2 separate regions of the Homo sapiens genome follow, and region 2 is linked to region 1. Evidence: read pairs that join two places in POLR2A ChIA-PET (ENCODE). Cell type or tissue: Panc1. All regions are shown on one strand. Each heading gives the region's core, and the rest is flanking DNA. Links, peaks and the distances in the headings are about the cores only.

Region 1 (15,289 bases), core at 5,799-13,798:
TCACTGGACCCACAGCCTGGAGGTGCCAGCTCTGCCTCGGATCCCACAGGTGAAGGGGGCTGCCCCGTCACACGTCCAATTCTGTGACAACTTTAGGTGGGCCCCCTTAGCTTGGAGATGAGGAAACTGAGCCCCACGGGGATGAAGGATAGCCAAAACCTGGTAGAAAAGTTGGAATTTGAGCCCACGTCCTCCCAGAACGCTGTTGCTACCTGGGAGCCCCCAAGACCCCCAGGAGCAGGGCACCACATCTTTGGGATTTTCCAAAAGCTGGTACACCTGTATGGGTGGCTCCAAAACACACCCCTGGCAGACTCCTGTGCCCTGCAAAAGGCCAATGCCAGCAGTGGCCCCATCATCTGGAGTCTGCCCTATGTGCCCTGGCATCATGGGGCAGCCTTGCCTGAGGGCTAGCTCACAGTTGCTGCTCAGTTCCCACATGTTAGACCCCGCTCTGGGGACCAGACAAAGTGGCTGGCCCTCAGCCAGCCCCTCCTCTGCTCCTTGAAGCCTCTTCCTACCTGCATCCAACTAAGTGTTCCCCAGAGAGCCAGCAGGATCTGCACATGAGGGTTTAGGGCTTGTATGGGTTGGAACAAAACAGGTCAGTGTCAAGCCAGCCTGGAAATCCTAACCCCAAAATCTTCCCCCACTGCCAAGTCCCAAGCATGCACCTGCAGGCAGGCATGGGTGAGCACAGGCTGCTTCTCTGTGCCCCCGCAACATACACAGGTGTCCCACCTGCTCCACGACTGACGGGAATTCGATTGGAAGAAGATAAAAGCAGAGGCGATTTGGGGAATGGGAAGGGAGCCACTACTGAAGGGAAGGAGAAATGCAGGAAGGAGAGTGGAAAGAGGGTGCGCAGATTAGCCAGGCATGCCCAATGGGCCCATACAAAGGAATGCGGAGACTCCACTTGGGCAGAAGGCCAAGGCCAAATACAGTATCTATGTGCCTGCCACTCCTGAGGCCTAACCCAGCACATTTCTTGAAGATAAGTGGGCCAGGTAGGCGCCTGCACATTGAGATAAGGGCTAAGTATAGAAGGAGAAAGTTGTTTTTTCCAAAACGTTAAGAAGCACATTTCAAGGAGTAAGGAGGTCTCAAGGACACACTGGGGGCAGCCTAATGAGGCCAGAGCCTTTTCCTTTTTCAAAATTACAAGCTGAACTTCTATGCCTCCTTTGAGCTCAATTTCAGCTTTCCCTAGTGGATCCGAACACGGCATATTCATTATTATTTGATTAATAAGGACCTGGTGACAGTTTCCAATGGACAAAGTTAGCTGGCTTAACCACCACCTCCTCCAAGAAGGCCTCAGGGATCCCCTCTCAGTTCTCTGCTACATTTAGGCTGCCCCTGAGTCCCATCAGAGCCCACCTCCCTCTGCCTGGAGCCCTTGCTGCTGTTGAACTTGCTCCTGCCTGGGACAGGTGCTCACAAATGCTGTCAAACGGGCCTGAGCTATGAGGCAGCCAGGAAGCCAGGGCTCCGGCCCCACCAAGTGTCAACATCCACCTTGATCCAGCCTCCCAGGCCTGCAAGTACTATGGACTCAGAGGCAGACATTCCTGTAGGTCCTCTATGGATTCTGCAGACAGGCAAGGCCAGAAAAAATCCCGAGAGAATTCCTCAAGGGCTGGAGGAAAATCCTAACTAGCCATGATGGCCGTGGAAGCCATCACAACCCCTTACAAGGGATATGTGAGCCCTGAGGTCAACAAACTCTAAGAGGCAAGATGGGGGCACAGAAATCAGGCCACGGGCATCATGTGACTCACATGGCAGGACTCAGTGGCCCTCTGCTCCCCACATCACAGAGCTGGAGGGGAATCCTTGTGTTGCTGCAGCCACCCCGGCACAGGGTTTTCAGCCTGAGAGGGCTCCTTGATGTGATGGGCAGGTTCCAGTGCGAAGGTGGCCAGCCTGAGGCGACCGTGAGTCCTCAGGCTTCCCCCAGTCACAGGGCAACGCCATCGGCTGCCGCCAGCTTGGGAGATGTGCTTTTGGGAAAATCAAGTCACCACAGCATTCTCCTGCGGTCCCTCCCCACTCGGTTTAGATGTTGGTGAAGAAAACGAAGCCAGTTACGGCAATGACTTCCAACAGATACAATCAAATAATCTATTCCTGGATTCCGCAAGTACTGAAATGTCGGTAATTCAATTCCTGAAATGCCATTTTGGAGCTGCCGGAGCAGGCTGCGGAGAAAGCTCAGTAAACACACACATCAGTTCAAGCCCAAACACACACCCACTGACCTTGAGCCCCGGTGCCCGGCGCTGTGCTGAGAGGCCAGCTCCCCAAGGGCGGCCACCACCAGACAGGGCCTGGGGAATGGGCGGTCCAGGAGGGAGGCAACAGCAACAGCAAATAAATATTGACAACGCTGCAGGAGGCGTGCTGCTGGGAAAATGTGGACGAACTGCACTGAGCTCGAGGAAAGAGTACTCAGTGTGTCTGGGGGAGTCAGAAGGCTCCCAAAGCAGGCTTGACTTACTCTGTGATTAAAAGCCAGGCCGGAGCTGGGAGCTGGGGGAACAGAGAGGTGGGAACCACCCTGCCCTCAAGGAGCTCTGGCCGAGTGAATGCAGACACACATATGCTGACACGCACACACACCTACACACACATATGCACACACACACACAAACCTACACACACTGCACACACACCCACACGTGCATATGTGCACACACATGCACACCTACACACACGTATGCACACACATGCACAAACCTACACACAATGCACACACACACATGCATATGTGTACACACGCACACCCCTACACACACGTATGCACACACATGCACAAACCTACACACAATGCACACACACACCTACACATGCACGTGTGCACACATGCACACACCTATACATGTGTATGCGCATATGCACACACAGGCACACACCTACACATGTGTATGGACACACACATGGAAAGCTTTGGAACTGAGGTCACCATATGCACACACATCTACAATGCACATGTACACACATACACACCTACACAGGTATATACACACATGCACACACCTATATACACATATGCACACACCTACACACGCATATGGGCACACACGCACATACACACATGCAAGCACACAGGCACACAGTCCCAGGGCAGGCAGGGTAAGGGTCACATGAGGAATCCTGAACACCCCACACTGTGTGGGGATCCAGGGCCGGCGAGGGTGGCCGCAGCAGCAGAGGCTGCTCATGTCCGAAGCTCTGTCACCCTCCACTCCAGCACAGGGCTCACACTGACATCAGTTCTAAGGCTTTCCATGGGAGTGTGGGTCATGGGACTGTGATATGGGACAAGGGCTTTTCTGGCACTTTCGACAAATTTTTGCAAGGAAGCATAAAATTTACATCTAAACCAACCCGTGGGATGACAGTGATTGTTGTTGCTATTATGATTTTGCTTTACATATTATTATACTTTCTGAAATGTATGAATTGGAGATTAAAATTTTAGTTGAGCCCAGGAGTTTAAGACCAGTCTGGGTAACATGGCAACATCCCATCTCTACAAAAAATTAGCCATGCGTGGTGGCGCACACCTGTAGTCCCAGCTATTCAGGATGCTGAGGTGGGAGGATCACTTGAGCCTGGGAGTTTGAGGTTGCAGTGAGCTATGATCGAGCTCGCACTCTAGCCTGGGTGACAGAGCAAGACTCTGTCTCAAAACAACAACAACAACGACAGCAACAAAATCCCCCCTTAAAACAACACTACCATCCGCCCGTCATCTGTATATTAAATATCTAACTGTAAAAAGTCTCAGCCTATTTTGAGAGATGAAGTTACCCTCAAGTCCCAAGCAGATGACAATAAACTGGAAAAGCAATGGGAAATCTCCAGACAGAACACCCAGGTCCTCCACCAGATGCTCCTCCCGGTCTCTCTTGGGCCATCTGGAGGGTGTCAGATCAGCTGGGCGAGCAAGGGCAGGGCCAGCCTCACTGTGGGATCTCAGGCAGCCTCCTCGCCCAGCCAACGTCTTTGTCCCAACACATCAAGGAACCTGGCGTCCCTCACCCCAGGAAAATCCTGGGCCTACACAGCCTCCTCAAACAAGGTCACTGTATGAGACACACTCAGAGCTGCCCCCGGCCCCAGCATCCTTGGATCTAGCAGTGAAATAGTTGGTGCCTTCACCGTGCTGTGGTGGGAGGCCCAGAGGTCAAGGTGCAGAAAGCCCGTACCACAGAGCTCCTAGTGGAGAAGACGGGAGTGGAAGCACACAATGCAGGAAGCCCGGGGCTGGGGAGCCGGGGCAGGTGCCAGAGAAGGTCTCCAGACCAAGCTTGAGCTGCAGGGCGGGAGTCGGATCATGGCCAGCACTGTGAGCTTGGTATGGGTGAGTCTCCTGATGCCAGACAGATGTGCTCTTGGAACATCTGTCTGTGAACCTCATCTGGGAGAACCAGATCTTTATTTAAAGTAAATTAAGGGGCCAGGCGTGGTGGCTCACGCCTGTAATCTCAGCACTTTGGGAGGCCAAGGCAGGTGGATCCCCTGAGGTCAGGAGTTCGAGACCAGCATGGCCAACATGGTGAAACCCCGTCTCTACCAAAAATACAAAAATTAGCTGGGTGTGGTGGCGGGTGCCTGTAGTCCCAGATACTCAGGAGGCTGAGGCACAAGAATCGCTTGAACCCGGGAGGCAGAGGTTGCAGTGAGACGAGATCGCACCACTGCACTCCAGCCTGGGCGACAGAGCGAGAACTGTCTCAAAAAAAATTAATAATAATAAAACAAAATAAAGCAAATTATGAGACTTTGCTCCTTAAGGGACCCAAAGACACACCCACTGACCTTGAGCCCTGGTGCCCGGTGCTGTGCTGAGAGGCCAGCTCTCCAAGGCCAGCCACCACCAGACAGGGCCCAGGGAATGGGCGGTCCAGGAGGGAGGCAGCGGCAACCACGAATAAATATTGACAACGCTGCGGGAGGCGTGCTGCTGGGCAAACGTGGACGAACTGCACTGAGCTTGAGGAAAGAGTACTCAGTGTGTCTGGGGGAGTGAGCGTCTCCTCATGAGGCGTGCATCCCTGGTCTATATCACGTATAGCTGATCTCAATGGGAGGCCGAGGACATGCGGTGTGGGCTCAGCACCCAGCAGGCGAGGCTCGCTCACAGAGAGGCAGCAAGAGGACCTCAACCCAGAATGCAGCAGGCCTAGGTCCAGTCTGGAGGGCCACCCGCACCCCCTCACACACCCTCTTCTCCAAGCCTCATCCCTGAAGTGAACACAGAAAGGCCCACTCAGGTGGGTGTAGGGAGCCTGAAGGAGGGTGGGCGGGGACCACCAAGCACCTGTTAGCTGTTGCCACACCTTTGGCTTCGAAGCAGCTAAGGGGGAGGGAGGTGTGCGGTCGGGGGTTGGGCGGGACATCATAACGCCAGGGCTGAAGGGGAACCACCCAAGGTCAGGTGGGAAGAGAAACAATGGCTCCTGGCTGCAGCCTCCAAGAAAAGCCATCCATGGGAGACCCACCTGTCCCTCCGCAAGCCTTCGACCCGCTCTACCTCCAACTCCTGCACAGACTCCGGGCTGTCCGTTCAAATAGCTGGCACCTCGTCTGCCCATCTCCATGACACGAGGTGTATTTATTTCCAAGAACATGCCCCAGAGGAGGGGCTCACGCTCTTGCAATTACCGCGCCACCACCTGGAGGCAGGTGCACAGTGAGGGCACCCACTGGATGATCAAGATCCCAGCTGTCCTGGAATGCCACCCAATACCATCCAAGAGGAGCAAGGTCAGGGTCGGAGGCCTAGACCTCTCTGGCGGCCTCCATTTCTCCTTCCGTACATGAGGTGGCTAAGTTCAGAACTCAGGGCGGGTGGTGTGGACACTCTCATTTAGGGATGGGGATAGGGGTACATGAATCCCTTCCACCAAGCACCTGGAACTCTGGGAGATTTTGAGGCTGGTGGCCAAAGGCATCAGGACACACACACCTGGTGGCACCTGGGTGACATCACAGAGATGTACAAGCTCACATTGTAGAAGGCCCCACAGTGGACAGGGCTTGGGGAGGAGGGCTTGGTCCCCCTACCTCAGAGAGGGAGAAAAGGACATAAAAGCGGGGAGGGATGGTCAGGTGCAGTGACTCACACCTATAAACCCAGCACTCTGGGAGGCCGAGGCAGGAGGATTGTTTGAGCCCAGGAGTTCAAGACCAGCCTGGGCAACATGGCAAAACTCATCTCTACAAAATATACAAAAATTAGTCTGGTGTGGGGGCATGCACCTGTAGTCCCAGCTACTTGGAAGGCTGAGGTGGGAGGATCACCTGAGCCGGGGGAGGTCGAGGCTACAGTGAGCCATGATCGCACCACCGCACTCCAGCCTGGGTGACAGAGTGAGCCACTGTCTCCAAAAAAAAAAAAAAAGGAGGCGGGAGCTTAGGAGAGGAGGCCGTCAGGGCCGGGGAGGGAAGTTCATGGAAACCATCCCGAGGGAAGCAGCGAGGAGTCTCCCCCGGGACACCCGATCGGCCTCCTCGTGCCCCACACAGCCTCCAGCTCCTGCCTCCCTGGCCATCGCATTCCAGGTCACTGGCCTTGGGGCCCCTCCCTTCCCTGATGTCGGCAGTCATTCCCAGGAGGGTGGGGGAAAGAGTAGGGGGGGCCTCACCCTCACCTCTCGGTGCTCAGGGCTCTGGCCAGTCCTTACTGTTCAAGAAAACAACCTCAGCTTCCCGGAGGGACCCCCGGATGCCAGGCAGAAGTGGGGGCTCTGGGCCCAGCTCCCACACTCGACCCCAGGCAGACACCCGCCTCTGGGTGCTCTCTAGGACCTTTGCCACCCACGTGCTGGGAGCCTGTGCACCCAGGCAGGGCAGGAGGACAAGGTCACTACCATCTCCAAGGTCACTGCAAGCTCCTCCCAAACTGAGGCCTGGAGGCCCTAATATAACCCACTCCCAAGGTCCACCCCTCCTCCAGGTGGCCTGCCCCACCAAGCTGGGACCAGTGCCCTTCCCTCTGGGGTGTCCCACCCCACCACCCGGCCAAGCGCCCCGAATCATCAGGCCTCCCTGAGCACCAGCTGAGTCGGCTCAGGGCACTAAACGCTTACCAGAAGGCAGGCAACCCCGACAGTGCCTAAAACAGAAGGGGCAAGATTGCCACTTAACAGACCAGAGAACCAAGGCTCAGAGATGGGAAATAACTCATCCAAGGTCACGCAGCCCACACAAGGACTGGAGATCCGAAACAAGCCTGGCTCCCCAGCCTTGCCGTGCCCAAACTGTGGCTGGCCTCAGAGCCACCTCCGGAGCTTGTTTAAAATGCAGATTCCTGGCCCCACCCTAAAGATTTGGCTTCAGCAGGTCTGGGATGACCCAGGAATCTGCACTTTAGCTTGTGAGCTCCCCGGTGGTTCTGACAGGAGGAGGCTTCGGGTCACACACTTCCCAGAAATACAGCTACACCACATGACTCTCCAGACCTGAAACGCCACGTGTAGAGGGTATAGGCAGGACTATGTAAGAGGCATCCCGAAAGGTCGCTTCTGGAAGCTCCTACAAACAGCCAAGAAAGCCCCGAGGTTCTTCAGTCGATCCAAGTTATCAGAGCAGCAGAAATGGGGGTGCTGGACGGTAAACGTCTGCCCAGCACCCCCAGCAGCTCCTGCCCACCTGTCACACCGTGGAGCTCCAGGAGTCAGAAATACTTTTCTTGCCATGGTGTGGCAGTGACCTCAGAAGGGCTGCAGGGGAATCACTCTCCCACCACTCCGCCCCTAATGCATTTACAAAAAATAACAACCCTCCCATCTCAAGCCTACCTCAGGAAAAAAATCAGATACAGCATGGGTTAGAGTGAGAATGGGTTTTATTTTTTATTTACTTTTTGAGACAAGGTCTTGCTCTGTTGGCCAGGCTGGAATGCAGTGGTATGATCATGGTTCACTGCAGCCTCAACCTCCTAGGCTCAAGTAATCCTCCCACCTTGGCCTCCCAAAATGCTGAGATTACAGGCGTGAGTCACTGAGAGAACCATCAAAGGGGCACCTAGCTGTGTGACTCTGGGAAAACCAGTTTCCCTCTCTGGGCCAGGGATTCCCCAGTCCGACTGTCCTCTGAGGTCCCCCTCTGCTCAGGAATGGTCCAAACTCACCCTCTCTAACACAGGCCACAGCTGTGCTAAAGCCGCCATTCAACCCAATCTCATGACTCAGCACTCCTACCTGATGCAGGGGCTTCTGGCTGCCCTCCTCAGCGTCTGGGCTGGGGAAGGTGCCAGGAGAGCCCCTCTGTGAACAGACTCGCATTTGGGATGGCCTCAGGGCTACCCTCCCTTCTCTCCCAAAGCAGCAGAAATGGGATCCCGGTCTGCAGATAATCAGCCTGGGGCTGATATGTCCCTGGTGAGGCTGCCAAGTGGCAGAACATTACAACAGAACACCGTGGAGGCCTTCCCCATCGCCCAGCTCACCTTTCCTTTCCTGAAGGAAAGAAGCAGACATGTTCCTTCCCTGTCCTCTCCTCCTCTTGCTCAGCCCGGCCCCCTGCATTCCGGGGGGTCTATCCACAGGAGTAGGACATGGAGGAGCTCAGGCTGGCCTCTCTCTGGAGCCAGGACTCAGGCATTCGAGGCTCTGCTTGCTGTCATGTGGCCCTCCCTGGACTGTTGTCCCCCATGCTCCTGCCCCCGCCCCCCATGCTGCCACTCCAGGACTGAGTGCCAACAGCTCATTCTCGACACCTGGGTTCCGAAGCTCCGTTTGCCTCCATGAGGCTGGCACACAGCAAATGCTCCAAATGCTCAATTGACTCGCTGGCAGAGCAAACTGGATGCAATGGCAGCAGAGTCAAGTGAACCAGCTCCACAGCCCTGCCCATCACTTACTAGCTAAGTGATCTTGGGCACATGACTTAACCTCTCTGAGCCTCAGTTTCCTCATTTTAAAAGAGATGAGAATCCCAATTCATAAGATTATTGTAAGAATTAAATTAGCTAATGTCAGCCACACATGGCAGCTCATGCCTGTAATCCCAACACTTTGGGAGGCTGAGGCAGATGGATCACTTGAGGTCAGGAGTCTGAGGCCAACATGATGAAACACCATCTCTATTAAAAATACAAAAATTAGGCAGGCATGGTGGCGGGCGCCTATAATCCCAGCTACTCAGGAAGCCGAAGCAGGAAAATTGCTTGAACCTGGGAGGCAGAGGTTGCAGTGAGCAGAGATCATGCCACTGCACTCCATCCTGGTTGACAAGAGTGAGACCCTATCTCAAAAAAAAAAAAAAAAATTTAAGAAGTTAGCTAATGTACATGAAAGCATCTGGCAAGCTTTCGAGAACTATGGAAACGTTATTTATGTGATTATCAAAAGATAACAGTCGCCTTATGAGAAATCCTAGCCCTCTGATATATTAGGGTAATACTGATAACATAAGAAGGGCTTTCACACCTGTGTACATGGCTGAGGAAATCAGTTTAAAAGAATTAATGAATCATCCACCTCAAGTCCCTAAACCTGACTGGTTTCCCAAGAACAATGAGAAGATAAGTCCTCAGCTAGACAGCTGGGATCTGTCAGGACCCTCTGCTGGCGTTTTTCCCTTCCAATAATTTGAAGGCAATTAGGGCAACTGATTAAAATTCCAGAGACAGAGCAAAACAAAGCATGACTTATCTGTACACTCTCCTCATTAGACAACGAGGCCACAGTGGAACCAGCCTGCTCTCTCTCTCTCTCTCTCTCTGGGATCCACCCATTCCCTCCCATCCCTCTACAACCATTGCTTGGGATCTCCCCACGAGCCCGACCACCCACCCAGGAGCCCACGGACTCGCCTGGAAAACCACACTGGCCACCGTCCAGCACTGGGGAGGCCAGACACGCCGGGCTTTCCAGGGCAGTCTCGCCTGTCTCATCTAGTATGACAGAAAAGGAGTCCCCAGGCCAACAGGCTCAGGACCATGTCCGACTATGTCATTCCCACAGATCCCAGCCCGCAGCACACGCAAGGCACACGCCAGACACCCAGGAGGAGACCGTGGAGAGAATACTGCTGGACAGGCAAACAAAAGCATATTCAGAACATCCAAAGGCACGTGGTGAGGAGAGAGACAGAAAGCAGGGGAGGATGGAGCAAGCAGGCCAGATAGGAGGAAGAGGAGAGACAAGAGAGGAGAAGAGAGTCCCAGGTTAACTATGCTGGAATGGCTACAGGGCTGAGGCCTCACCAGGAAAATGGCTGGTTTCCCATCACAGGAGATTCATTTTCCAAAGGAATGTGTGATAAGATTCAGGTAAGGCCGGGCGGCATGGTGGCTCAAGCCAGCACTTTGGGAGGCCCAGGTGGGCGGATCACCCGAGGTCAGGAGTTTCAGACCAGCCTGGCCAGAATGGTGAAATCCTGTCTCTACTAAAAATACAAAAATTTTGCCAGGTGTGGTGGCGGGTGCCTGGAATCCTGGCTACTGGGGAGGCTGAGGCATGAGAATCGCTTGAACCCGTAAGGCAGAGGTTACAGTGAACAGAGATCGTGCCACTGCACTCCAGCCTGGGTGACAGAGCAAGATTCCATCTCAAAAAAAAAAAAGATTCAGTTAACATCTACCCAGCAGGTGGAGGTTCTGTTCTGTTTCTGTTTTCCATTTCTCCATCTTCCGTATTTGAGCTCATTCGCTTTGTGAGAGAAGTCTCCCATGAAACGGGACCTCAGGGACTCTCCAAGGCCCTTCGGCTCACCCTGCCTGGGAGTCTAGGGAACTTCTCTTTCTCTTGGATGAGGCTCCTGGTGCCTGCTGCCTGGAATTCCCTTCCCTGGTGGTGCACCCCTCCCTTGCCAGCTCCTGGAGACCGCAGCAGAGTCACCCGACACGCTCTACCCAGGGGGAATGAGGACATGGGTCCTTGGCACTGCACTTCCTCCAGCAAAGCTCTCCCCAGGGTCTGAGGCCTGCTGCGCCAGGAGCCCGTGCTGGGTCCCGACACCCCACACAGTGAAGAATGAATGAAGGAATGAGTTAGTGACGGTGTGCTCAGCCCACATCAAACCTGGTGGGCGCTGTGGACCCGGCGGGCGCTGTGGACCCGGCGGGCGCTGTGGACCCGGCGGGCACTGTGGAAGGAGGCAGGAGGCAGGTTCAGAGTGTGGAAGCTGAGGGGAGATGCAGCCTGCTCTGGAAAGGGCCCTCCCTGTGCCTTCACAATACATCAATAAAACCGCCACCGCTGTGGGGGACACGGGGATCTGGGTAAGGCCCCTTCCTCAGAGTGGAGAGGTGCTGGCCTGGCCTTGCCACTGCCCTTCAGGGAGTGTGGTCTGCCTGCATTTGGAGGTGGGACCGCCAGCCACTGAGTGGGCCTGGAAGGCCACCAGAGCTTGGTCCTGATGGGCTCTAAAGAGTTCCAGGCCCTCAATGAGGCCAGAGCCCTGACTTCATCCTCCAGGCCACCTGGGAAGTGGGGTCCCCGAGGGACAGAGGGTGGGAGAAATGTTCCCTCTGGGCCAACTCTGCCTCTAATCCTGCTGCTGTCACAGAGGCCATGAGGCCGGGGCCTGCAGGGACTTTCCTCTGGGAACAAAGACATCTCAACTTCTTAATCTCTGCGTTGAAGTCTCCTGCCTGCAGGGGCTAGAAGGGAAAACAGAGGTGAGAGGAACCAGGTGACACGGAGCCACTAACCCATGCCAGCCGCAGGGTCCAGAGAGCCCCCAGCTGCCCACCTCCCCCTCGCCGAGCCAGCCCGCAGCAAACATAGGCACACACCAGACACCCATGGACACCAAGGGAGTGGCCACCAGGAATTTCAGAAAACAGCAGGAAACTGTGGCTGTGAAACGGGAAAGGTTCCCTTTTCCCCCTCAAAGGGCATGTGATGGGGGTATGGCTCGCTTCGTCAGTGTCCCGCTGCTCAAACCTCTAGGGGAGCATGCAGACGGGTCAAACCTCGAGGGGAGCATGCAGACGGGTCAAACCTCAAGGGGAGCATGCAGACGGGCAGGCTGTGGGGCTCCAACCCCATGGTAGTGTCTAGGAGTGAATGTTTACAGCTGAAGCCCCGGTGGGCATTCAGGGTGCTCTTTTAGTTTGCCATCCGTAGGCAGCTTGTGTTAGTCAGCTCAATTATACCCCTGCCTTATCATAAGGACAGAGGACTTTCTGTATCCCTGGTTCCTGCCTTGGTGTACCAGAAGATCACACGTGGGCTTGGAGAATGAGTGCAAGGTTTTATTGAGCTCACCCAGCAGATGGGGGAGCCAGAAGGGAGATGGTTTTCCTGACTCTTCTCCGACCGCCCCAGCCAAACTCCGGGGCATTCTGCTGGTCAGTGGCCTGCCAGCGTGCCGGCATCTGTTGTGTGCTCTTCCCCAGGGCATGTTCCCCCGACGTCCTCTTGATATCCAGCCACGTGTGTCTTCTTCCACCCACGTGTTCCTCTCAATGTCCAGCCGCTTCTGTGTGTGCCTGCTAGGCTCTCGCGGTTTTTATAGGCACAGGATGGGAGTGTGGTGGGCCAGGGTGGTCTTGGGAAATGCAGCATTTGGGTGTAAAGGCAGGAGTGTCTGTCCTCACCTAGGGCTGTGGGCATGGGCCCAGGGGTGGAGCCCTCGACAGGGACCCGCCCTTCTCCTCCCAGCACTTCCCTGCCCCACTTCCGTATCAGCTGGGAGTTCAGGACCAGTCTGGACAACATAGTGAGACTCCGATTCTATTAACGAAAATGGAAGAAGTGGTTGAGATTGTGACACTACTGATTTGTGCTTGTTTCCCTCCTCATCCTTTCTATCACAAAATAGGGCCTGACAACCTGATGTTACCGCACATCTATCCTGTTTATTAAAGTGGGGCCGGAATCATCCAGCCATCGGCCACGATTTTAGCCAGAAGCTGGTGCTGAGCCTTCTCCTTCTTCCAGCAACTCCTCCAGGTACAGGAGAAAGAGGCTTTCCACCGGGGCTGCTATACAGCACGGGGCCGTGGTGGACACGGGAAAGGAACCCTTCAGACAGGGCTGGGGTTTCAGCCCTGGGGCTGGTGCCGGCTCAAGGTCACAGCTTGTTTTCCTCAGGGGATCCCTGGGTAAAAGGTGACTGGGGGTAGGCCAGGTGTGGCCCCCTCCCTCTCCCTTCCCAGCTGCTCCTGCTTTCTGGCATAGCACGCTTTTTTTTTTTTCCTGCCTAAAGAAGTCACTGCTGCTTCCTAACAGGAGGACGGTTTTGTTGTTGTTACAGTCGGGGATGGGATTATGCATGGAGGAAAAACACGCTTTCTTGATTTTCTTCTGTAAACTGCAGGTGGGGAAAACAAAACGAGTAAATAACTGTTCTACAAACACCTCATGGGGAGGGAGGTCGTGATATTTACAAGAACATCGGCTTTCTGCTGGATTTCCATTTGGAGGGATCTAATAAAGATGCAGGAGGCATTTCTGCTCTTCCTAACACACTCCGCGGAGGAAACGCTGTCACAGGCGACGATCTAAAGCCAATCAGAGCAGAATTCTGCCATGGCCGAGCCCCACAGGGTCCACTCCCTCTGCATCCCCCTGGGGTGGTTCCCGGGCCCCTGCCACAGCTTCCCTGGCCCACATCAGCACCACATAAGGTAAAGACATGGCCTCAGATGAAGAGGAAAGATAACAGTGCAGAAGAACACGGGGAAAGCACGCAGGAGAAAGAGCAAAACCTGAGAGAGCTGACAACCTGGGCTGGGCCAGGAGTTGAGAAGGCCATGTGGCTGGCCTGGCTTGGTGGGTACTGCAAGCCTCTCATGTCCCACCTCAGCCACCCTCACATTTACTAAAAGGAGGCTGTTCCTCAAAAGGAGAGCACAGGCCCTGAGGAGGAACGGAAGGCTCCTACGTCAAGCCTGGACAGCATCACCATCTTTTTTTTTAGACACAGAGTCTCGCTGTGTCACCCAGGCTGGAGTGCAGTGGTGCAATCATAGCTCACTGCAGCCTCAACCTCCTGGGCTCAAGGTATCCTCCCACCTCAGCCTCCCAAGTAGCTGGGACTACAGGCATGTGCCACCACGCCTAGCTAATTTTGTATTTTTGGGGGTAATGGGGTCTTGCTATGTTGCCTAGGCTACCATCACTATTTTAAAACACTCTACAGTTGTGGATATGCAGCTGGGATTTGGAGATGGGTGGCCCCGCAGGGAGGAGTCTGTGGGAGAATGCACAGGGGCACAAGCATGGGTCCACCTGGAGGGAGGGGGGAAGCCAGGGCCTGAGGGAACACCAAGAGCATGGCTGGGCCCGGGAGCCCACAGGTGAGAGCATCTCAGCACCTCTGCCTCCCTGACTTACACACTGGGGGACGTGATTTCCTGTTGGCCAAGCGCCAGGTGGTGTGGTGTGTGGGGCACGGGGCCTGGCTATGGAGCCAGGTAGACCTGGGTTCAAATGCCACCTTATACGTAGGACCGGTTACTTAATCTTCCCGTGCCTCAGGCTCCTCTCCTGTCATTCAAGGAAATGCCACCTCAGGGAGTGGCTGCAGGATGGAAGGGGACAGTGGATGTGCCCCCCACCACCCTCTGAGTCCCACCGTCCTGGCACACACCGTCCTCCCTCAAGCTTCTCCTCTTGCTTTTACCCCAGTCTGTCCTTCAAGTCCCAGTTCAAAACTACCACCTCCCCAGTCCCTCAGGCAAAAGGGGTCTCCACTATGAACTCCCTTGGCACTAAGAGGCGTCCTGTGACCTTTAACACTCTCATGCTGCACTCATGATTCACTATAGGCCCGTCCTGTCTTCTCTTCCAGGCGAGCGGGAGGTTTAGTAGCTTAGGAGCTGCGTGTCCTTAGGCAAATTGCCCTACCTTGCTGGCCATCAGTTTAAACAGAAACCAGAGGTAACACCTGCCTCTTAAGGTTGTTGCTGGACTCAGAAGAGTAAATGAATAAATGAACTGGCGGTTCCCTCGCCAGTTAGGAATGAGTATGTTTTGCCAAAAGGCCCACAAATCAATACCATCCCACCTGCTCTGTGCGGTCCCTGGGGTGAATTACTGAGCTGTGACTAGCGTTCCTGGGGAAGAGAATGCACTCTCCAAGCCTGAGCCCAGGGCTGTCACTAGAACATGTCCTCCGGCAGGGGCTCCCGGTGCCAAATAAGAGGAAAGTAGGTACCAGTTTCTGAGACCCTCATAGCCATGCCCTGTGCGTCCCCTACTCAGACCCAAAAGAAACCTTCACAAGGCTACTCTGTATCTATTTAGGAAAAAAAAAAAGTGTCCATCTCTGTGGAGCCTAATCTTCAAATGCCTTTGCAAACTGCTCCCCAATCTCC
Region 2 (15,289 bases), core at 4,924-12,923, 270 kb after region 1:
GCACTTACATTACCTACAGTTGGGCAAAGTCGTCCAGCAGGAGCCTATTTTATAACAAAGGGTTGGATTCCATACGCAGATGGGCATTGTGTAGACATTATGGGATGTATAATCACAAAATACAGTATCCAGAGATTGCTGGCAACACAGTGCACTGTGCAGTGCTGGCTGTTTACTGCTCGTGATCGCCAGGCTGACGGGAGCTATGACTGCCCATCATGGCCAAACAGTCCCTTACCGATATTGCTAGACCAGGAAAAGATCAAAATTTGAAGTACAGGTTCTACTGAATGTGTATCTCTTTCACAGCATTGTAATGTTGAGCAATTGTAGTTGAGCCATCCTAAGTCAAGACCAACTATATGTAAAACAAAACCTTAAAAATCATTATGTTATGCTGGGTGTACAGTGGCTCACACCTGTAGTCACAGTGACTCGGGGGGCTGAGGCAGGAGCATAACTTAAAGCCAGAAGTTTGAGGCCAGCCTGGGCAACATAGTGAGACCCCAATCTCAAAAATATATGTGGGGGGGGGTTGAGGGGGTCTTAAATATTTTTTAAATTATTGCAAATTTATATCAATTCTCATAAGTGACTTAAGTCATATTTACAAATTATTATAACCGATTCACTTGAATACTTTGCTATTGCAAATAAATAAAATGCTCACAAAGTCACAAAGAGCATTTTCGGGAGCCCCTGCAGATGCATCCCCATGTCCCACTCCACTCTGTTCAGGGAGGGAGGGGAATGCCCTGGCCTGGGTGGAGGCAGCAAAGAGCCTCCCCATGGCCTCATTCCAGCAGGTTCAGGCGATGGGAGGGAGTGTCCCTAGGAGACTGAGAGGGAGCAGTTGAGGTGGGTGATTCTCTCTGGCTCACTCTGTGAGGGTCACCATAGGCTGTCTGCATCCCTTGATCAGAGGTCTCAACTCCTGTCCTCATACAGTCCTGCTTCTCTGGGTCTGGTAACTGCTCGCTGTCCACCCCACTGTTCCTAGCCCCAGGGTATGGCACCACCCTTAGGGTTTCCTTCACCTGCAGAGAGTTCCTTTATTATTTTATTTTATTTTGTTTTGTTTTGTTTTTATTTTTTAACCTCGGAGACATAGATTGGAGTTGCCCTGAATATATGCTCCCCAGAGAGTTCCTTTATTAAGCTCTTCTCAAATGAACCCATTTGAGGGTGCCAGCTGTTTTCTGCCAGGACCCTGACGGATAACTCCATGGTTCTCATTCCTTTCTTTACTAATAACTATGCCTATCTAGGTATCTTCCCAGGGTTACAATAATCTTAGAAGACTGAATTAGAAAAAGTCTTTTCTCAGAGTAGGCCTGGTACAGATTCTGAACTAACATCAGTTGAGCCGGGCACGGTGGCTCACACCTGTAATCCTAGCACTTTGGAAAGGTGAAGGTGGGAGAATCACTTGAGGCCAGTAGTTTGAAACTAGCCTGGGCAACAAAACAAGACCTATCTCTAAAAATTAAAATTAAAATTAAAAATTAGCCAGGCATGGTGGTACATGCCTGTAATCCCAGCTACTCAGGACTCAGGAGACTGAAGCGGGAGGATCACTCAAGCCCAGCTGGGCTTAAGCCTAGGAGGTCCAGGCTGCAGTGAGCACTGACTGCACTCCAGCCTGGGTGACAAATGTCACCCTGTCTCAAAAAAATAAAAAATATATTTAAAAAAACCACTTTGGGAGGCCGAGCCGGGCAGATCACAAGGTCAAGAGATCGAGACCATCCTGGCCAACATGGTGAAACTCGTCTCTACTAAAAATACAAAAATTAGCCAGATGTGGTGGCACGCACCTGTAATCCCAGTTACTCGGGAGGCTGAGGCAGGAGAATCGCTTGAACACAGGAAGCGGAGACCCATGAGGCCAGGCGTGGTGGCTCACACCTGTAATCCCAGCACTTTGGGAGGCCGAGGAGGGTGGATCACAAGGTCAGGAGTTCGAGATCAGCCTGGCCAAGATGGTGAAACCCTGTCTCTACTAAAAATAAAAAATTAGCCAGGCGTGGTGGCAGACGCCTGTAGTCCCAGCTACTCGGGAGGCTGAGGCAGGAGAATTCCTTGAACCTGGGAGGCGGAGTTTGCAGTGAGCCGAGATCATGCCACTGCACTCTAGCCTGGGCAACAGAGTGAGACTCCATCTCAAAAAAAAAAAAAAAAAAAAAGACCCACAAATAGATTTAGTCTCAGAAACCTTTTGGAGAATCACTCTTTGGAGTGCCTTGCATTTGGTCAAGGCTGAGTTTCTGATGCACCAAGAAATGCTGCCATGATGATTGCAGGTTCAGGGTCCCCAGAAGGCCGTGGGACTCTCTTCCTCCCCCTCTGAACACTCATCCCTGAGATGCTCCTTGACAAAGAGCTCTGGGAAGTGTTAACTACTCACCTCATCTCCCTCCTGGAGCTCTCATTCGCAGAGTGAAGGTCCTGAGAATTCTTGCAGGAAAGAAACTTATGTAACTTCACTGGACTTAGGATACAATTGGAGCAGGTAGCCTGTCCCTTGGCCCTTCTTCTGGGTTCCCAGGCCCACCACCTGGACTTCACCCTCTGGATCTTCCTCTGTAGCTGAGGGTGGAAAAGAAGGCCAAGGAACACTACTTTCCCTCCCCAGCCTCCTCCACCAAGACCTCCCCCGCCCCGCCTCACTCTTGCAGGCTTTTCGGGGAGAAGAGGGAAACCACTCATGCCATTTTCCCAGTACCATAGATGTTATTAAGAGAGAAGAAATGCATTTGAACCAAAGCAGCAGGTGTACAGGTGTGTGTGTGTGTCCTTTATTCTACCAAAAGCCCCATCTCCCACTCAGAACCTCAATGAGTCCATTTTTCCTTTTCCTGAGCACGCACTGCGCCAACATTTGCAAAGGAGTATCTTGCCCTTGGAGTTGTTAAGGATGATTACCTTTAAACAATTGCAGAGCGCAATCCTCGCACATAACAGGTGCTCCACAAGTGGAATGGAACGACATGCTGTGTTTGGGGCCAGACATAAAGATCTTATTAATCTCCGTATTTCCTCCAGCACTGGGCCCTGCACATGGCAGGACCACATAAATAATAAATTTTGTTAAGAGCCAGTGATGGTGCAGGGTAGGGGGTAGGGTCATCAGTTTCCCAAGTGCTTCCCTCCTCAAATACATGGAGGACCCTAATCCAATAGTGCGCTTTCCCCCTTGGCATCTGTCAAGCCCCTTAGCCACTCTCACCCCCTCCACTGAGGGGCAGATGACTAGGCTGCCCTCAGTCCTCCCGTGTGGAAGTTCCAGGAGCCCCACCCAGCCAAAGCTCTGGAGTTAGCCTGGAAATGTGTACCGCTGGCGGCCGCTGGGGGAGCCCCAGCCTCGCAGTGGCTCAGGGCCTTTTCCCCCAGGCAGAAGCAGTGAAAAGCTCTGGCTCTCCTGCTGGGAGGAACTGGGAGAAACTGACCTGAAACACGACCTGAAGGAACAGGGGCCGCCGGGTGGGGGCTGGTTTGGAGGCGAGGGCAGGATGCAGTTGTTCATTATATAGAAGACACTGGGACATTTTTATTGCAGAAGAGACATCTTATTGCAGAAGAGACATTTTTATTCCACATTGCACACAGGTATTGACACAGTCAGCTGAGCATCAAATGGGGCTGGGTGTGGTGGCTCACACCTGTAATCCCAGCACTTTGGGAAGCTGAGAGAGGCAGATCACTTGAGGTCAGGAGTTGGAGACCAACCTGGCCAACATAGTGAAACCCTGTCTCTACTAAAAATAGAAAAATTAGCTGGGTGTGGTCGCATGTGCCTGTAATCCTAGCTACTCAGGAGGCTGAGGAGGGAGAATCACTTGAACCCAGGAGGCAGAGTTTGCAGTGAGCCGAGATCGCACCACTATGCTCTAGGTGGGTGACAAAGCGAGAGTCTGTCTCAAAAAAAAAAAGGATGGATTTGGAGGACAGGCCGACCCCTGTGGAGCCCCTCTCTGCTCACTGGCTGCTAGCGCCTGGGGCAGCTCCACACTCCTCTGGGAGCCGCTGCGCTGGGAGGCCTTCACCTGCTACCCTGCGCAGTCCTCCCACTGGTCCTCTGTCCTGTGATCCAGGGGAGCTGCTTCCCTCTCCCCAGGCTTCTGCTTGCCCACCTGGAAGGATGGCGTTTAGGCTGCGCCGGCTCTGTCCTTTGAGCTCTGATTTCCAACCCTATTCATATGTCCAGAGCCAAAGGTAAAATAAGGCTATGATTAAAGCAGCCCCACCCATCACCAGAACAGGGTGGCCGGGGCTAGGGCCTCAAAACCGGTCACTGAGTTGACACCAGCCTTCAGCTGGTGATACATTCTCCACTCAGTTACCAAACTTTTCTCATGAACTCCAGGGAACAGGTTCTTTCCACTGACTTTCTGGGAAAATGTATTTCGAATTTTAAGTAGCTGTCTTTTGCAAAACCGTTTATAGCTCACTGTTTGAGCCTCGTTATCTTCTACATGCTGTACTGATTCCTCAACATGCATAATCACTTTTAATTGTATTCACTTCTCACAACAACACAGCCAGGTGGGCATTTATTATTCATTGCACTTGAAGGCGCGGTGAGATGAAGTAGTTTATCCACAGCACACAGATAGAAGACTTCCCCTGAATCCAGAGTGCCTCCATTTCCCAAGCGCCACTGCTCCCTAGAGTTGGCACTTGGGAACAGACCCCACTCCTGCTCCAGACAGACAATGTGCATGTGGCTAGAAATATCCCTGCCCTAGAAGAACAAAAACCTATGAGGAGCAGTTCTGAGGACTATTTGCCCAGGCTTGTCCCGGAGAAGAGAGAGGCTGTCATACATCCTCCTCTCACACTATTCAGCAAGGTAACAAATAGTTATTGAGGTTCAGACACTGTAAATGCAACCAATAAGTATAACAATTGATAAACATAATCAATAAGTACATTGAATTGTACCTTAGAAGGCAAAGGGTTATGGAAAGAAAATAAAGCAAAATAAAGGGATCTGGATTGGCCGGGCCCGGTGGCACACACCTGTAATCTCAGCACTTTGGGAGGCCAAGGCGGGCAGATCACCTGAGGTCAGGAGTTCAAGACCAGCCTGGCCAACATGGGGAGACCCCGTCTCTACTAAAAATACAAAAAATTAGCAAGGCAGGAAACAACCCTCTTGAGATGCCTGTTCCCCCTGACAGCACAAATGGTGAAGGAAAGGGTTTGGCCCCCGCAAACCCATTCAGGATCAAAGTATCAGCTCCACAGTTTGCTACTGAGATGGAAGAATGCTGCCATTTGGAAGGAGAGACCCCACCTCGCCCCAGCTCATCGGGACCACTGTCCCAGCCGTCCAGCTGGGCTCTGGGCCTTTTGTTTTGTCCTCTCCATTCCATTTCCTGTGCTGGGCAGCTGAAACTCACTCTATAAACTCCCCACAGTCCTCAGAATGAAAACCAACCTGCTCAGCAGCGGTCAAGCTTCTTCTAATCTGGACCCACCCACCTCCCCTCCCATCCCGCACGCTTTCCCATCCCGACTGGCTCGCTGGGCTGCCGATGCTCTTCTCTCTTGGCTGCATGACTGCACAGCCCTTTTCCATTGTCTCTGCCTGGTGAACGCCTAATTATCTTTTTTTCTTTTGAGACAGAGTCTCACTCTGTTGCCCAGGCTGGAGTGCGGTGGCACGATCTCAGCTCACTTCAACCTCCACTTTCCAGATTCAAGCCATTCTCCTGTCTCAGCTTCCTGAGTAGCTGGGATTATAGGCGTGTGCCACCACACCCAGCTAATTTTTGTATTTTTAGTAGAGATGGGCCATGTTGGCCAGGCTGGTCTCAAAACTCCTGACCTCAAGTGATCCACCCACCTTGTCCTCCCAAAGTGCTGGATTTACAGGCGTGAGCCAGCGTGCCCAGCAACCTCTATCTTTTAAGAAGCAGTTCAAAACCTGCCTCTGCTGGGAAGTCTGCCCTGATGCCCCCAGGCAGAGGTACTTGCCCCATGACTTTGTGTGCGAGCTCTATCCAATTTATCCCGCTGGACTGCAGTTATTTGTTCACCCTTTTATCTCCCCAGTCGGTACACGCTTTTTGAGGGCAGGGTCGGTCTATGTCAAGCTCATCTCCCCACAGTGCTTAGCACAATGCCTGAGACTAGCCGGGCCACAAGTGTTTGCAGAATTACAAACGACATGTTCCCTAGACTTTAGATTCCATCTCCATATGCTAAAGGCACCCCCATACCCACGCTCAGCACCGGGCCTCACATGCAGCTGGTGCGCAGTCAATGCATGTGAACTAGCTGATAGGCTAATCAGAGGAAGATCAGATCAAGGAAAGTACCTTACTTAAGCTCTCCGCTCCCCACCCAGTGTTCTGAAACAGGCAGCTAGAGGTGAGAGACGGGCCTGCTGAAAGCTGAGCTTTGTAGCCAAGACCCGAGTGGTGTTACTTGGACTGCTGGAGTCCAGAGGAGCAGGATGGCTCGGTTACCATGGCAACCCGAGCTTGCTCTAAGGGCAGCTGGTGTTCAGATCTCATTTGGACTTAAGAGATGCAGTGGAGAGCCTAATGTAATTAATGATGGTTCAGATGCCACACAAATCCAAATAATCCCCTCACGCATTTGGCCACTAGAGGCGGGCACGTGGGTGCCAGGTTATACGAACTGGAAGATGGACCCTGATCCTTTCAGGAGTGGAAGATGCCGACCCGGCTCCAGTCTGGGAGAGAGTTCCCTCAAGGACAGGTACACATGCTTTACAGATGCCACTGAAGCCATTTGTGCAACTGTCTGCTGGTCTATTAGTATCAGTGGCTTGCTGGTGATGGAGGTCACGGCCGGGAGCCAGGATCCTGGCCTCAGGTTAAGGAAGGTGTCAGAAGGGCATGGTCCCTGGAGGGAGACCCCGAGGCTCCCCCATGGATTAGCCGTGTGACTGTGGGCAAGTATCTTAGGCTCCCCAAGACTCCATGCCCTGTCCATCAAGTGGACGTTCACAGAATCTACCCCATTATGCTGCTGAGGGAACTTCAGAGCCTCACAGGGTGCCCAGCACACCACAGCCCTCAACAAAGCACTGCTCTGGAGCACGTGCTGAGTGGCTTTGGAGGAGTCACTACCTTATTCAGGGCTCTGTTCCCAGAGTGAGTATTATCCAGGGTTCCTTCCACTGCAGACTCCAAAACTCCGTGTTTGCTGTGTGCTCATCCAGAACCCGAGTGGTGCTGCACAGGCCATATGCCTAACGCCATCGTGGGGGCAGGAGGAGCCTCTCTTCACTTTTGGATTTCACTTTCTTCGAAACGCAGGATGCTTTTTGGAAATCAGATTGCTCGGCCTCACACCTGTAATCCCAGCACTTTGTGAGGCCAAGGCGCATGGATCACCTGAGGTCAGGAGTTGAAGACCAGCCTGGCCAACATGGTGAAACCTCGTCTCTACAAAAATACAAAATTATCCAGGCATAATGGCGGGTGCCTGTAATCCCAGCTACTCTGAGGCTGAATAGGGAGAATGGCTTGAACCCGGGAGGTGGAGGTTGCCATTGCACTCCAGCCTGGACGACACAGCAAGACTCTGTCTCCAAAAAAAAAAAAAAAAAAAAAACCACCACGTGCGGTGGCTCACACCTGTAGTCCCACTACTTTGGGAGGCCAAGGCAGGTGGGTCACCTGAGGTCAGAAGTTCGAGACCAAGCTGACCAACGTGGCAAAACCTCCGTCTCTACTAAAAATACAAAATTAGCCAGGCGTGGTGGCAAGCACCTGTAATCCCAGCTACTTGGGAGGCTGAGGCAGGAGAATTGCTTGAATCTGGGAGGCAGAGGTTGTAGTGAGCCAAGATTGCACCACTGCACTCCAGCATGGGCAACAAGAGCAAAACTCCGTTTCCAAAAAAAAAGAAAAAAATCAGATTGCTCTTTTCCTCACTCTAGCAGTGAACTTAGTCCACATGGGAATTAGCACCATCTCTTGCTGTTCTGTCTTTGCCTGGCACACTGACCTCCTTGAAGGTTCTGTGCCCTTAGTAATCCTACCTCAGCACCTTCCCTTTTGATTTCTTTAGTAGTCCTACTGTGTCCAGAATTGGCGAGTTCTTGGTCTCACTGACTTCAAAAATGAAGCCACGGACCCTTGCGGTGAGTGTTAACAGTTCTTAAAGGCAGCATGTCCAGAGTTTCTTCTAGTGGCTTCATGGTCTTGCTGGCTCAGGAGTGAAGCTGCAAGCCTTTGCGCTGTTACAGCTCTTAAGGCAGCACGTCTAGAATTGTACGTTCACTCCCAGTAGGGGTTCATGGTCTCGCCAGTTTCAGGAGTGAACCTGCAGACCTTCGTGGTGAGTGTTACAGCTCATAAAAGCACTGGGGATCCAAACAGTGAACACTCACAAGATTTAATTGCAAAGAGCAAAAGAACAAACCCTTTACAGTCTCAAATCACTATACTAGCAGATTGCCACTGCTAGCTGGGGCAGCCTGCTTTTATTCTCTTATCTGGCCCCACCCACATCCTGCTGATTGGTCCATTTTACAGAGAGCCGATTGGTCCATTTTACAGAGAGCTGATTGGTCCATTTTGACAGGGTGCTGATTGGTGCATTTACAATCCCTGAGCTAGAGTCAAAAGTTCTCCACGTCCCCACTAGATTAGCCAGATACCGAGTGTTGATTGGTGTATTTACAAACCCTGAGCTAGACACAGAGTGCTGATTGGTGCATTTACAAACCTTGAGCTAGATACAGAGTGCCCACTGGTGCATTCACAATCCCTTAGCTAGACATAAAGATTCTCCAAGTCCCCACCAGATTAGCTAGACACGGAGCACTGATTGCGGCATTTACAAACCTTGAGCTAGACACAGAATGCTGATTGGTGCATTTACAAACCTTGAGCTAGATACAGAGTGCTGATTGGTGCATCCACAAACCCTGAGCTAGACACAGGGTGCTGATTGGTGTGTTTACAAACCTTGAGCTAGATACAGAGTGCTGATTGGTGTATTTACAATCCTCTAGCTAGACTTAAAGGTTCTCCAAGTCCCCACTAGACTCAGGCGCCCAGCTGGCTTCACCCAGTGGATGTCGCACCAGGGCTGCAGGTGGAGCTGCCTGCCAGTTCCGTCTGGTGCGCCCGCACTTCTCAGCCCTTGGGCGGTCGATGGGACCGGGCACCGTGGAGCAGGGGGCGACACTCGTCCAGGAGGCTCAGTTCGCGCAGGAGCCCATGGCGGGTGGGGGAGACTCAGGCATGTCGGGCTGCAGGTCCCCAGCCCTGCCCCGCGGCGCGGCCGCTAAGGCCCAGCGAGAAATCAAGCGCAGCACCGGTGGGCCGGCACTGCTGGGGGACCCGATGCACCCTCCGCAGCTGCTGGCCCGGGTGCTAAGCCCCTTACTGCCTGGTGCCGATGGACCGGCCGGCCGCTCCGTATGCGGGCCCGCGAAGCCCACACCCATCCGGAACTCTAGCTGACCCGGAACTCTAGCTGGCCCGCAAGCACCATGCGCAGCCCCGGTTCCCGCCCGTGCCTCTCCCTCCACACCTCCCCACAGGCTGAGGGAGCAGGTTCCGGCCTCGCCCGTCCCAGGAAGGGCTTCCCACAGTGCAGCAGCGGGCTGAAGAGCTCCTCAAGCGTGGCCAGAATGGGCTCCGAGAGCGAGCGCGGGCTGCCAGCACGCTGTCACCTCTCACTACCTCAGTACCTTCCCTTCTCATTTTTCTTCTGCTTGGAGAAACTCCTACTTCCTTCTTTTTTTGAGACAGGGTCTCACGCTGTTGCACAGACTGGAGTGCAGTGGTGTGATCACAGTTCACTGCAGCCTCCACCCTCTGGGCTCAAGGGATCCTCCCACCTCAGCCTCCTGAGTAGCTGGGACTACAGGTGTGTACCACCATGCCTGGCTAATTTTTTTTTTTTTTTTTGTAAAGATAAAGTCTTACTAAGTTGCTTAAGCTGGCCTTGAACTCCTGGGCTCAAGCAGTCCGCCTGCCTTGGCCTCCCAAAGTGCTGGGATTCCAGGCGTGAGCCACTGTGCATGGCCCTTCCTTTGTAGTTTGCACCTGTTATTACATGTTTCTCCAGTTACTTTAACTATTCCACTGGCCCCTGAGCATCTTGAGGGTAGGGATTATGGATTATTCATGTCTATATCCCTAAATGTATCACACGGTAGGTGCTCTACAAACATTTGTAGAGTTGAATCAAATGGAACATGTGAGGTGTACACTTGTGCAAACAGATTGAGCTTCTTTTCTGATAATTTCATTTTGGTGTAAGTTTGCTTTCAGTTTAAGTAGTCAAAACATTTGGATAGCTATTCTTTTTTTTTGGATAAGTATTCTTGAGTGGACTAAAAATAGATTTTAATTGATTTCTAGTGCCGATGCTGCAAAACTGGAAATCTAAAAGATTTTATCCTTTTATTAGAGTCTGAAGAAGAAAAAGAACAAGGGAGTGGAAATGCTTTTAACATTTTATCTGCCCCCTTTCCTGTGCCTTTTTTTTTTTTTTTTTTTTTGAGATGGAGTCTTTGTCACCCAGGCTGGAGTGCAATGGCGTGATCTCGGATCACTGCAACCTCCGCCTCCCAGGTTCAAGCGATTCTCCTGCCTTCCTGTGCCTAAGGTTAACACAGCGCCTTAAGAGGCTAACACAGAAGGGCAAAGTAAGTCTCCATAAAACCCAGAGAAGACTGTGAACCCCTCTCTGGATCCTGTCTGGAGTCACAGCTGGAAAACAAAAACACATTTATCTGGTAGGAATAAAGAAATTTAGAAGAAGCAGAAAAGGAAAAATGATTTTCAGATCTAGTTTTTTGTTCTTCCAAAAGGAGGAATTTAAACATGAGGGAGACTAATTTATTTCCCCTTTTTACTTTGGGTTTCATAACTCAACAATCTTCCCTGAGGCCCCAGGTGAGAACAGTGAGTTAGCTATGAAGGCAGAAATAAGTAACTAAAGATCTTAGGTGGTTAATATTAACTGCCTTTTCTTTCGTGAATAAACCATATCACCTGGGATTAATGGGTGAAACGCAGAGAACTATTAACTAAACCAGGGATTGGCAAACTTTTTCTGTAAGGGCCAGATGGTGACTATTTCTCAGCCATAGTGATGCAAAATCAGCCAGAGAAACATGCAAACAAACGGGCGGGTAGCTGTGTTGCAATAAAACTTTATTTACAGCAACAGTTGGAAGTTAAATTTGGCTTGGTGGCTACAGATTGCTGACCCCTGAATGCAACACTCCATTTTCAGGTCTAAGTATTCCCATTCTCTTAAACACACCATCCTAGCTCAGGATGCTCTAACAGAATACCACAGACTGGATGGCTGAAAGAATAAATGTTTCTTTCTCACAGTTCCGGAGGCTGGGAACTCCAAGATCAAGGCGCCAATAGATCCAGTGTCCTGCGAGGGCTGTCTTCCTGGTTTGCAGACAGCCTTCTTGCTGTGTGCTCGCATGATGCAGAGAGAAGAAAGGGGCAAGCTCTCGGGTCTCTTCTTATATGGACACTAATCCCAGTCACTTGGGCTCCACCTCATGACCTAATTACTTCCCAAGGACCCCACCTCCTAATGCCAACACACTGGGGGTTAGGATTTCAACCTGTGAATTTTGGAGGAACACAAACCTTTGGTCTGTAACACACAGCATGCTTATATAAAAGGAAGAGATGTCCACCAAAGTTGTAAGGTCCATATGGCACAGGGACCAAATTATTATTATTTTTTGTTTGTTTGTTTTGAGATAGAGTCTCACTGTGTTGCCCAGGCTGGAGTGCAGTGGTGCAATCTTGGCTCACTGCAATCTCTGCCTCCTGGGTTCAAGCGATTCTCATGCCTCACCCTCCAGAGTAGCTGGGATTATGGGCGTGAGCCACCACGCCCAGCTAACTTTTGTATTTTAGTAGAGATGAGGTTTCGTCATGTAGGCCAGGCTGGTCTCAAACTCCTGGCCTCAAGTGATCTGCTTGCCTCAGCCTCCCAAAGTGCTGGGATTATAGGTGTGAGCCACAGCTCCCAGCCATGACCAAGTTATGAGTGAAAAAAACACACCTCTCAGGACTGGAAAGATGTCAGATGAGGCTGGGAGCACTAGCTCATGCCTGTAATCCCAGCACTTTGGGAGGCCGAGGCGGGCAGATCACCTGAGGTCAGGAGTTCGAGATCAACCTGGCCAACATGGCAAAACCCCGTCTCTACTACAAATACAAAATTAGTCAGGCATGGTGGTGCACGCCTGCAGTCCCAGCTACTCGGGAGGCTGAGGCAGGAGAATCGCTTGAACCCAGGGGGCGGAGGTTGCAGTGAGCCAAGATCACGCCATTGCACTCCAGCCTGGACAACAAGAGGGAAACTCCATCTCAAAAAAAAAAAAAAAAAAGATGTCAGATGTGTGTGTCTGGATGGTAGAAAGGATGACTTACCTCCCACCTGGGTAGACATCCCCTCTCTTTGTCCCTGGCGCCTTCAATGGCCTATCTGGCTTTCACTAACACCCTGTTTTACCCAGCGCCCACTGACTTTTGAGTTCTGAGGGGCCATGAAGGGAATGGGCTGAGATGTGGGGATTTGCTTTACAGTTGGGAAGGCCGCAAAGCTACACAGAAGCGTGGGCCGGCTCCGTGACAGAGAAAGCCCAAGACAACCAACTAGAAATGTCAAATTTTAAAAATATGTAGGAATGAGAATTTGCTTATTACCCAGAGAGATTTTATGTGACTACCATTAAAGTAACTTTTACCAAAAAAAAGTATAATCACAATGATTAAAATCTTAGTTTCTAAGAATGTATTTAAGACTAAGTCCACTATCAAACTTACTCATGTTTAAAACCCCCGAAGAGATACAGAAGGTTGATCTTTGACAAGTGCAAACCTAGACCAGTACAGGAAACAGGGTCTTAGGACTGTAATCCCAGCACTCTGGGAGGCCAAGGCAATAGGATCACTTGGGGCTAGGAGTTCAAGATCATCCTGGGCAACATAGTGAGACCCCTAACCCTACAAAAAAAGAGAAAAAATAGCTGGGTGTGGTGCCACGCACCCGTAGTCCCAGCTATTCAGGAGGCTAAGGCAGGAGGATCACTTGAGCCCAGGAGTTCAATGCTGCAATGAGCTGTGATCGTACCACTGCACTCCAGCCTGCGCAACCGAGTGAGCCTCTGTTTCTTTAAAAGAAGAAGAAAACTGCAAAGCTGACTCCATTACTCTCCAGGGGAGCTGTGCAGCTCATAGAATCAAGTGCACGTTTTCTTACTTTGGAGTCTCAGTGAGGACAGCTGGGCTGTGCCACAGCAAGAAACGGCCCCCAGCAGAAATGGCTTCTGACAGCAAAGGTTTGGCTGTCAGCCAGGCTACATGTCCATCACCAGCCAGCCAGGGGACCTGCTCCACGACTCCCCTTCCAGGACCCCGGTTGATGGAGCTGCCACCATAGCGAGCGGTACCAGTTGCTGCAGCCAAGAGAAGGAGAATTTGGATGGCATCTTTCACCAGGATTGAATGCTCCAGGCCAGAAGTGACACCTGATCACACGGGGCGGGGAGTGCCTTCCTGCTGTGTATCCAGGAGGAGATGTTTGGAGAACAGTGTTGAGGGCTATCAGACATGGCATTTTGGATCTCTCCTATTTCTCCAGCCTCATTTCCCACGACTTGAACAGTTTATAAGAACGTGATTAGGAATGTGTGTGTGTGTTTAGGGGAGAGGGAGAAATTCCCTGGCAAGAGAGAGGTTGGTTTACAATGAGATCACTACCCAAATCACTGAGCTGCTCAAACTTCCGGGTTCATAGTGTCAGAGGGACTAGTAGGGCCTTAGCTAGCCCATATTGTACCTTCCTCTAGGGGGATACAGCCCTGCTCCATGAGGACAGCTTGGTGAATGGAACATGGCTGGCTTGAGGCCTCTATTTGCTTCTTGGTCAGGCACTCTTGTTTAGTGAACAACCTGTACAACCCTACGTGTAGGGTGACCAACTAATCTGGTTGACCACCATGACCTGGGAATATTCTCAGTTCTGGGGTAACAGAAATAGGTGGTCACTGTATTAGTCTGTTCTCACATTGCTATAAAGAACTACCTGACTTTGGGAGGCCAAGGAAGGCAGATCATGAGGTCAAGAGATCGAGACCATCCTGGCTAACATGGTGAAACCCCATCTCTACTAAAAATACAAAAAAATTAGCCAGGCATGGTGGTGGGTGCCTGTAGTCCCAGCTACTCGGGAGGCTGAGGCAGGAGAATGGCGTGAACCTGGGGGGCGGAGCTTGCAGTGAGCTGAGATGGCACCACTGCACTCCAGCCTGGTTGACAGAGCGAGACTCCATCTCAAAAAAAAAAAAAAAAAGAACTACCCAAGACTGGGTAATTTATAAAGAAAGGAGGTTTAATTGGCTCACGGTCCTGCAGGCTGTACAGGAAGCATGGCTGCAGAGGCCTCAGGAAACAACCATGGCAGAAGGCGAAGCAGAAGCCAGCACATCCTACATGGCTAAAGCAGGAAGAAGTAGGCAGGGGGACACACTTTAAACAACCAGATCTCACGAGAACTCACTCACTATCACGAGAACACCAAGGGGGATGTCCACCCCCATGATCCAATCACCTCCCACCAGGTCTCTCCTCCAACATTGCCGGGAATACACTTCAACATGAGATTTGGGCAGGGACACAAATCCAAACCATATCAGTCACCCCACCTACATGGTGGCCCAGGGTAACGGTAATAGTTGCATATATTCAGAGCTCGCTGGTCTATTCTGCTAGGTTTGTCATTTATTTAGGTACAGATAGCATCATGAAAGAACCATGGGGTTTGCAGAGAGAGTGGCTTGAGTCCCAGCTCTGGCTGTCTCTGGCTTCAAGACCTTAGGCCAGCTCCCCACTCTTCGGAGCCTCAGTTTTGCCATCTGTAAAATAGAGGCAGAAAATATCTATCTTACAAGGTTACCGTGAGGCTCATTTAACGAGCCACAGTCGGTAAATGGTCAGGGCAGGGCCTCTCGAAGTGTCAGCTGTCCCCGTTGGGTGGAGGTTGACTGCGCGGTGAAGGAAAGTTGCACTCCAGAGGACAGGGATCGTGCAGCCAGGGGGTCTTGTACAAATGTGCACAGGCATTAATCAGTAATCGCCATGAGCAGGCTGGGACTTCAACTCCACTTACCAAGTTAAACAGCTACAAATTAAAGAGCTAAGAGACGCTTTTAATATTTAACCTGGGCCTTGACTACAGCACTCTATTCCTTTGAGCTGATTAATTGACTGGTTGGTTCTCAGCTCTCTAATGAGAAGAAGGAACT

The links. ChIA-PET counts read pairs that join two places held together with the same protein. Peaks named below come from ENCODE experiments on the same cell type or tissue, not always from the same donor. Only the 100,000 strongest peaks of a DNase experiment are listed, where the experiment ranks them.
Region 2: POLR2A ChIA-PET joins it to region 1 with 21 read pairs; 2 of 35 experiments call an interaction of 5 or more read pairs at or near these places.

Annotation. Positions count from the first base shown.
Region 1 is chr2:10,355,713-10,371,001 of GRCh38, reverse strand. All of the region lies in intron 1 of HPCAL1 (hippocalcin like 1), which reads right to left. Among named protein-coding and RNA genes, the nearest start is that of HPCAL1, 60 kb to the right of the region's middle. RefSeq lists a silencer at 1,385-1,679 and an enhancer at 2,317-3,124. In Panc1, for the core only: no CTCF peak of the experiment used is centred there; no DNase peak of the experiment used is centred there; H3K27ac peaks cover 2,758 bases.
Region 2 is chr2:10,085,630-10,100,918 of GRCh38, reverse strand. It overlaps the pseudogene LOC124900536. Among named protein-coding and RNA genes, the nearest start is that of CYS1, 13 kb to the right of the region's middle. RefSeq lists an enhancer at 9,229-9,746. In Panc1, for the core only: no CTCF peak of the experiment used is centred there; no DNase peak of the experiment used is centred there.